Regions from separate parts of the Homo sapiens genome. Here region 1 is linked to region 2. A link is an interaction called in ENCODE POLR2A ChIA-PET data of the cell type or tissue named here. Cell type or tissue: PC-9. All regions are shown on one strand. Region 1 has its middle 30 kb from the start of LINC02181. Region 2 has its middle 88 kb from the start of LINC02181.

Region 1 (4,000 bases), 120 kb after region 2:
GGTCTATACTGAACCACCTCAGTGCTGTGCTCCAGAGGGCGAGAAAGCTGGGCCACTTGCCTTTGGGGAAGGCAAAGGAGGCTGCCTTTGGGGGCATTAGCTCCCGATTCACACATGTCCCAGGTGTGGCCCTGGAGGGAGCCTCAGCAGAAGCTGGTGGGCAAGAGTGGAGGGCCCAGGGCACTTGGGGGAGGCGTCTGCTTGGGGGCAGTGGGTGGCCGATGTGGCTGGAGTCAGGTGAGTGGTGGAGGATGAGAGCGGAGAGGTGATGGGGGGCCTGGAGCCTCGACCTCTTGGTGCTTCCTCCAAGAGGCTGAGGTGGAGCCCCCAGAGGTGCTGAGCAAGTCTGCCTGATGCCGATGGATGGGCCTTTTCCATGGGGAGCCACAGGTGGTGGTCAGTGGGGAGGAGAGGGGCGTGGAAGGGCCACCATGTGGGTGTAGAGGCCAGGATGGGGCCCAGCCTCCCTGCTGGCCACAGATGAGCTCCCAGCCCCGTAGTCAGACTGGTTTTGCAGCTGTCAGCTGAGTCCTCTCAAGGGGTGGCCTTCTCTGCCTATGGTTTGATAGGAGAGAAATGAAATGTCTGTGGACAGAGATGCTGGGGAGAGTGGTAGCACCAGGGTTCTCAGCTGGGATTCTGGAGGACAAATAGCAGCGAGGGCGGAGCTGTCATTCGGCATCCAGCCCCTCTCCTTGTGATTCTGTTCTGCAGGCCCTTCAATCCCAGCCGGGGCATTGGGTTTTGCTCTGATGTCTTCTCTCTGCCAAAGGATGTGGAAACCCACCCTTCCCTAGGGAGGCTCTGCTTTAGGCAGTGGACTTCGGCTCTTGGTTTTCTGTGGGATTCTCTACTTGCCACTTAAAGGGTGACCACAACCTGGACGCAGTGTTCCTTCTGGATGGTCTGGGTGGCGTCTTCTACCACAGGCCAACTAGGCACCCCCAGACCCAGGAGGTGGGGCTTCTTCAGACCCCAGGAACCCAGACGGCTCCTTTCCCGTTCAAGCTATCCAAGTTCCAAGGACCGTCTTTTCTGGAAGCTCTGTGACGACTCCATCTTCCTTGAGCTCTGACTTATCTCAGGATCTCCACCACTTAGACTGCGGCAGTCAGTGTGACTAGTCTCAGATAGGACCCTTTAGTTATAACTGGAGTAACCTTCTTTTTAGAGGAGGTTCATTTGTTAGGTTCCCTTCCTTGAGAGAGTCAACTCTTGGTTCCACAGTGATCTGTGTGACTCTGGGAAGGCTGGCCCTGCTTCTGGGGCCATGGACAGTGTATGTCCCAGGTCTGGATACCCAGAGTTTCCGCATCCATGGTAACAGGTCCCCAGGCAGATGTGGGACCATCCAGGCCAACCCGTCCCCCCCAGCCTCTCCCCAGGGCCATGGGGAAAGCTGTACCCCCTTCGCTGGGACCCCCAACTCTTATGGTCCATGAAGACCTGCGCTTCCAAGGTTCATTTTGACTTGAGAACGAAATCAAGACAGCTGGAGTGGAGAGAGAGAGAAAGAGGCAGATTCTGCATGGCTTCCATTAGGTCCCTGGACCCAAGTGCACCTGAGGCCAGACCCAACCCCATAGATTTTCTGGTTGTGGGAGCCAACAATGGCCTTTTTGGCTAAGCTGGTTTGAGATGGGTTTCTGGTACTTGCAGCTAGGAGTCCCAATTAATTCTCCATTTCACACGAAGAAGCAAGAACAAGCAATTATTCTGTGGAAGGATACTGGGACCCAGCTGATTCAAAGGAAGAGCTAACCCTTCTGCCTCCCGGGAGTAGGAGCCTGGCCGGCATCAGGCCTTATGCACCTGAGTCCAGTGACTGCACAGGCAGGGCCATCGCTATGCTGGCTCCACAGATTGCCATGCCCGTGCTGACGTCCGGGAAGAAGTGATCCAATGGGTCCAACGTGGACCCCATGCCCGACCTGCAGCTGGGAGCTGGGGTCCCCACTTCAGGGCCCTCCTGCCGTGGAGGAGCCATCACTGCCCCTTGGGGAAGAGGATATCGAGGTGAGGGATGCAAGAAGCAGATGTCCACCCCATGGCTGGGGAACGGCAGCAGACGACACACAGGAGCCCTTTTCTCTCTGGTTGGCTGAGATGACCTGGGAGGGCTTTTGCTGAACAGCTTGGCGGACAGAGCTGTGTGTGTGTGTGTAACACTGAGTGTGGATTCCCCGCAGGGCCCTCGCCTGAGTGTGGGCATGTCCTTCCACCTCGGGCTTGTCCCACCAGGACAGGAGACCATAATGATGCCACCTCTCAGAGCTCCTGGGATGGTGGAGTGAGACCAGGTCTTAGCAAGTGTACTGCAAATGATACTTAAGCCCGTTTATCACAAGGACCAATTTCCATCTAGACAATGGCCGTGCTAATTGTAAACATCTTTTTTCCTCTACCCACCGCAGCAGCTGATGGGGTTGCACTGGATAAGGTGAACTTGTCGCATGAAAATGTCCTGCCAGGTCATGGAATTCCATATTGAACAAAGGCATCTCCATGTTAATGTCCATGCTCTCTTTTGAGGAGCCTGAAGGCCTCAGTCTCGGATGGTAACTGAAATTCAGAAGAAATACTGTGATAAAACTCATCAGAAGGAGGCGGCTGAAAATGCGTTTGTCTTTCAGATGCAGGTGGTGCCGCTGGGGTCCCAGCGCCCGTCTGGGGAGGCACTGTCTCCTCCTCCATGGCAATCCTCTTTTGGAATTATTCTGTAATTCAGGCTCCCTTTTTTTTTTTTTGAATCGGGGTCTCACTCTGTCGCCAGGCTGGAGTACGGTGGTACGGTGGCACGATCTCAGCTCACTGTAACCTCCGCCTCTGGGGTTCAAGGGATTCTCCTACCTCAGCCTCGCGAATAGCTGGGACTACAGGTATGCGCCACCATGCTCGGCTAATTTTGTATCTTTTGTAGAGACAGGATTTTATCATGTTGGCCAGGCTGGTCTCAAACTCCTGACCTCAAGTGATCCACCTGCCTCAGCCTCCCAAAGTGCTGGGATTACAGTTGTAAGCCAGTGCACCCAGCCAGGCTCCCCTAATTTTTTAGTGTTGGGGGTCATGTTTGTGCTGAGATTCTAGCCTTGGCTTAGAGGTTGGACCCCATCGCTGCCGATTATTCCCTGAGAATAAGTCCCTCTCGGGTAAGTCCCCTTACCCTTTGGGCCTCAGTTTTGCCATTAGCAAAATGGGCATAATAATAACCTTCCCTATAAGGTTAAAGGAGTTAATGTGTTTAAAGCTGTTATGATAGCTTGGCACATATATCGTATGCAATAAATCTGGGTTATTATTACTGCTCCCAACTAGTAAAGATTTAGACACATTTCTAGCACTTCAAATGTCTACATTGTGTGTGCTCTCTCTGGAATAAGCTACATCCTGAATATAAAAAAGGTCCCCATGCTTAGGTCTGAGGCCATTTATAGCAATTCCTGTTTCCACTGTGGAGTTCAGTTTTGCTGATATGGAGGGAAAATTTCAAGCCCTCTGCTGTATAAATTTAGTTAACATTTTATTGCTTGTGACTTTTTTATCACATGACTTTTGTTTCTCATTAAGTTAGTGAATGAGATTTACTAAAAAGCCAAGTAAAATCTAATAAGGGCAGGGGCCTTTTCCTGCAGAATTAATTCTCTTGTGAACCCGCAGATGTCAGGAGCTCAGGCTGAGTCACACAAGTGTGTCCCTCACTGCTTGGAAACGCTGAACTGGGATACACTCACTTTGCAGTTAGCACAAAAGCTGGTATAACTGTTGTAGATTTGTTTCCTGAAAATCAATATTAGTTGCCTCAATGATCAAAAACAAAAATAGATGTGAAAGACAATGGAATTGCCCTGGCAATAAAATGCCTTAAATACAAATTTGTAGTCCACACTTGATGGGTGACCGTCATGAAAATGAGATTGAGATGAATTTAGAGTTTTTATTTCCTTTTTGGTTATTGAAAAGTTCTGTTTACAAGGCATGAGACGAGTTAATTTGCCTCAAT
Region 2 (4,000 bases):
CTGCTCATGAAGCAACTCTGGCTTCCAAGATCTCTGTCTCCTCCCACCCTCTCATGGACTTAGGGTTCATTCCTTAGCAAGAGATAAGGACTTAGGACTCAAATCCCAATGGGGAGTTGAGTTTTCAACATGTTGGCTCTTCATAGTGTATCCCCACAGTGTAAAACCATCGGACAAGGGCAAGAGGGCCTGGGCAGAGCCCTTATTAGGCATGGAAGTTGATTCAAAGACTCAGGAAGGGATCCCAGGCTCCTGGTAGATGGCTTCAGACGGTAGAGCCAAGCGTGCTGCAGAAGGCCTGTGAGTGCCCTAGCGCTGCCATAAGAAATGATAACAAATGACCGCAAGCAGGGTGGCTTTAAACAGGCACTCTTCTCTCCAAGTTTTGGAGGCCAGAAACCTACAATCCAGGTGTCGTCAGGGTTGGTGCCCTCTTGTGAGGTCAGAAGGAGAATCTGTTGTCTCTATAGCCTCTGGTGTTGCTGGCCATCCTGGGACTTCCTTGGCTTGGAGATGGATCACTTTACTCTTAGCTCTGTCTTCCTGCCACCCCTCATCTGCAACTACCTGTCTCTGCTCTCCTGTCTCCTAAAAGGACACTGGCAATCGAGTTTCAGGCCTCCCTGGATAATAAAGCATGACCTCATCTCAAAATCCTTAACAGAATTACATCTGCAAAGACTCTTTTTCCAAATAAGGCCACATTCACAGGGTCCAGGTGAACATGTCTCTTTCCATGATCTGAGGCTTGGGGCCTGGCATAACACCATGGATGGGGTGGGGGCTGTCCCAAGTCCATGTCAGTGAAAGCGGGGAGAAAGCCCAGGTGGGAAATGAGAGGACTCGGCAAACCCCAGGGCAAGAGGAGTGAGTGTGGCAGGGAAAGGAGGGTTACGAGTTCTTCCCACTTCTCCCCTCAGGTCTGGATGGGCTCCGTGACTGCTGGGCCAACAGAATGTGGCAGAGTGACGCTGTCCAGATTCTAAGCCAGGCCTCAAGAGACAGGCCCTTCCACTTCTGCCTCTGGGAAGGCTCCCCTTTGGACACCTATTCAGGGTTAAGTCAGCCTCTGTGTAAGAAGTCCAGTTAGTCTGATAGTGTCTTCCAAAGGGGCCACATGTAGGTGTTGTGGCTGAAATCCCAGATGAGCCCAGCCTTCCAGCTAACCTGTCCAGACTCCAGACATGTGAACAAAGCCACCTTGGACCCTCCAGGCCTATGCACCCACCAGCTGAAGTCTCCCAGACCACAGTCACTTCTGATACCAACTACAAAGTTTTTGGGTCCCCAAGTCCACCCTTAGGTTTGATAATTTGCTAGAAGGGCTCACAGAAATCAAAGCCAAACATGGCCCTACTCATAGTTACAGTTTATTACAGGATGAGATTTAAATTGGCCAAGAGTGCTGGGCGTGGTGGCTATGCCCTCAATCCCAGCACTTTGGGAGGCTGAGGCAGGAGGATTGCTTGAGACCAGCCTGGGCAACATAGTGAGAGCCTCTCTTTACAAAAAAAAGTAAAAAAATTAGCCAGGCATGGTGGCATGCTACTTGGGAGGCTGAGGTGGGAGGATTGCTTGAGCCTGGGAGGTCAAGGCTGCAGTAAGTTGTGATTGCACCCCTCTATTCCAGCCTGGGAGATAGATTGAGACCCTGTCTCAAAAAATAAAATAAAAATAACTCAGTCAAGGAGAGGGACACATGGTGCAGGTCCAGGAGGGTTTCTTGCACAGGGCTTCCAGCTGTCCCTCTCCATGGAGTCGTGGCCAGCATTAACTCCTCATGACAACAGCGTGTGATGGCACACACAGAGCATTACCAACCAGGGACGCTCCCCCAGCCTCGGTGTCCAGAGTCTTTGTTGGGGCTTGGTCACGTGGGCACGGCTGACACCATGTGACTGACCTTAACCTCCAGCCCCTCTGCAGGTCGAGCTGATGCCACGTGGTCCAAGGCCCCACCATGAATCTCATCATTAGCATAGACTGTCCAGGGTGGCCAAAGCCCCAGCTAAACAAAGATACACCAGGGAGGACTCTCCAAGGGCCTAGAGGTGACACCCCAGGAGCCAAGGGCAAAGGTCAGACCTTCTGTGGGTCAGCTTAACCTTTTACTGCCCATCCCTTGAGGGCCCGAAGAAGGAAGCGTCACCCTCTGGGGCCTGCCCAAGCTGATGACTCACGAATTCAGGAGCTCTCCTAAAACCGCTGCTGCCGCAGCCATTGGCTGTGGTGTCATTTGTTACATGGCAGTGAGTCATCGGCGCAGGGAGGAAGTGTGAGGGTAGGGTGAAGTTCTCCAGGGGACCCGAGGAGGCCGCCCTGGGAGTCGCTGTCCCACCCCAGACGGACAAAATGGCTTTGGGGTCAGATTGTCACCGCTGTACGTCAACACTGGGCGGGGATGGTGACTAGAGCTGAGAATGCAAGCAGCGCCTCACCTCTGCCCATGATTGAAACTGATAATGTGAGCAGCACCTCACCCCTGCCCGTGACTGGAGCTAATGCCAGTAGCTCCTCACCCCTGCCTGTGATTGAAACTGAGAATGTGAGCAGCTTCTCACCCCTGCCTGTGATTGGAGCTAATGCCAGTGGCTCCTCACCCCTGCCTGTGATTGAAACTGATAAAGTGAGCAGCTCCTCACCCCTGCCAGTGACTGGAGCTAATGCCAGTAGCTCCTCACCCCTGCCTGTGATTGAAACTGATAAAGTGAGCAGCTCCTCACCTCTGCCTTTCTATTTGCTGGCCCTGATCTTAGACTTGTGGGATTGAACTCCTTGCTTTAGTGAAACATCTTCTGGTTATTTCCAAAGTTACTGTTGAGGTCCCATAGGCTGGGATAGTCACAAGGCGTAAGCAGAGTGAGAGGGACCTGCTGTGCTTCGGTGGGTGGGACATCCTCTGTGCATCCCCTATCGGCCTGACAATTCCTTGCCCAGGGTCTTGCATACATGAGGGGCTCTGTAAAATTTTCTCAAGTGGTTGAACGTTTGGAGGCCAGAAAACACTCACTCTTAAGAACAGATGTGGCCCCAGCCATGACTGTCAGAGTCACTGGGACAGGAATCCAAGCAGATCAGTACAGACAATATAAGTCCTGCATTTGGGTTGAAAAGGTCAGTTGCCAAAATACAGCGCCAGGGTGGATGGGATTGACTAAGAAAACCCCGCAAACTCCAAATGAAAGGACAGAATGGCACTGAAAACCTCCCCACAGCCTCTGATTGTTACATGCTGACACCAGCGGAGAGGATTACTGTCTGAAGTTGTATTTCCTGAAGTACACAGACCATCAGTCCATGAGATGCTGATTAATAACCAAGTTCAGGGGTCAGATCAGCAGAGGCCATGCTACATCCCACGTGCCCCTCTCAGTGGTTGAAATTCACAACGCACGCTGGCGCAGTAAATGCTCTGAGAAGGCCTGCGGGAAGACACGTGTCATTTTGTTTTACTCGGCGTTTCCCAGACTCATTGCACTGTAGGCCCTTGGTAGTGTAGTGCCCGCAGATATCCCAGAGGTCGTGTTTCTGTGGAACCATTGCTGGAGAATGTCTGTTCCTAAGGAAGATGCTTCTAGGGGAGGTTTCCAGGTCAGGATGCAGTGGTGGCTTGGGGCCAGGATGTCCAGAGCCCAAAAAGGCAGAATGAGCCAGATTCCTGAATGTAGCGAGAAGGCGAGCCACACCGTCTCAGAGCCTGCAGGGCTTGGGTGTGAATTTGGCCCATGTAAGAGGGTCAAGGGCACCCCACGGGGCCCACGCCTTGCCTGTGCCTCATCGTCTGCCAGCGGCCCCCATGAAGCCCTTGTTGTTCTTGGCCACTGCCAGGTCCCATGAGTCTGCAGCCTCCCAGGTCACTTCCCAGGAACAGCTGGCACAGACCCAGGAGCAGATGAGCCAGGGCTCTGGGAGGTGCGGGCAGGTAGGGCACAGTGAGGCCCAAAGGATGGGGGACGCCCACCGGCCAGGCCTGAGAGGGGCCCAATGCTGCTCACACCCT

What was found. Peaks named below come from ENCODE experiments on the same cell type or tissue, not always from the same donor. Only the 100,000 strongest peaks of a DNase experiment are listed, where the experiment ranks them.
Region 1: POLR2A ChIA-PET joins it to region 2 with 9 read pairs; 2 of 35 experiments call an interaction of 5 or more read pairs at or near these places.

What each region holds. Positions count from the first base shown.
Region 1 is chr16:87,025,326-87,029,325 of GRCh38, reverse strand. No RefSeq gene overlaps it. Among named protein-coding and RNA genes, the nearest start is that of LINC02181, 30 kb to the left of the region's middle. RefSeq lists enhancers at 1-309, 310-810. In PC-9, no CTCF peak of the experiment used is centred here; no DNase peak of the experiment used is centred here; H3K27me3 peaks cover 4,000 bases.
Region 2 is chr16:87,143,841-87,147,840 of GRCh38, reverse strand. No RefSeq gene overlaps it. Among named protein-coding and RNA genes, the nearest start is that of LINC02181, 88 kb to the right of the region's middle. In PC-9, no CTCF peak of the experiment used is centred here; a DNase peak (open chromatin) is centred at 2,230; H3K27ac peaks cover 441 bases.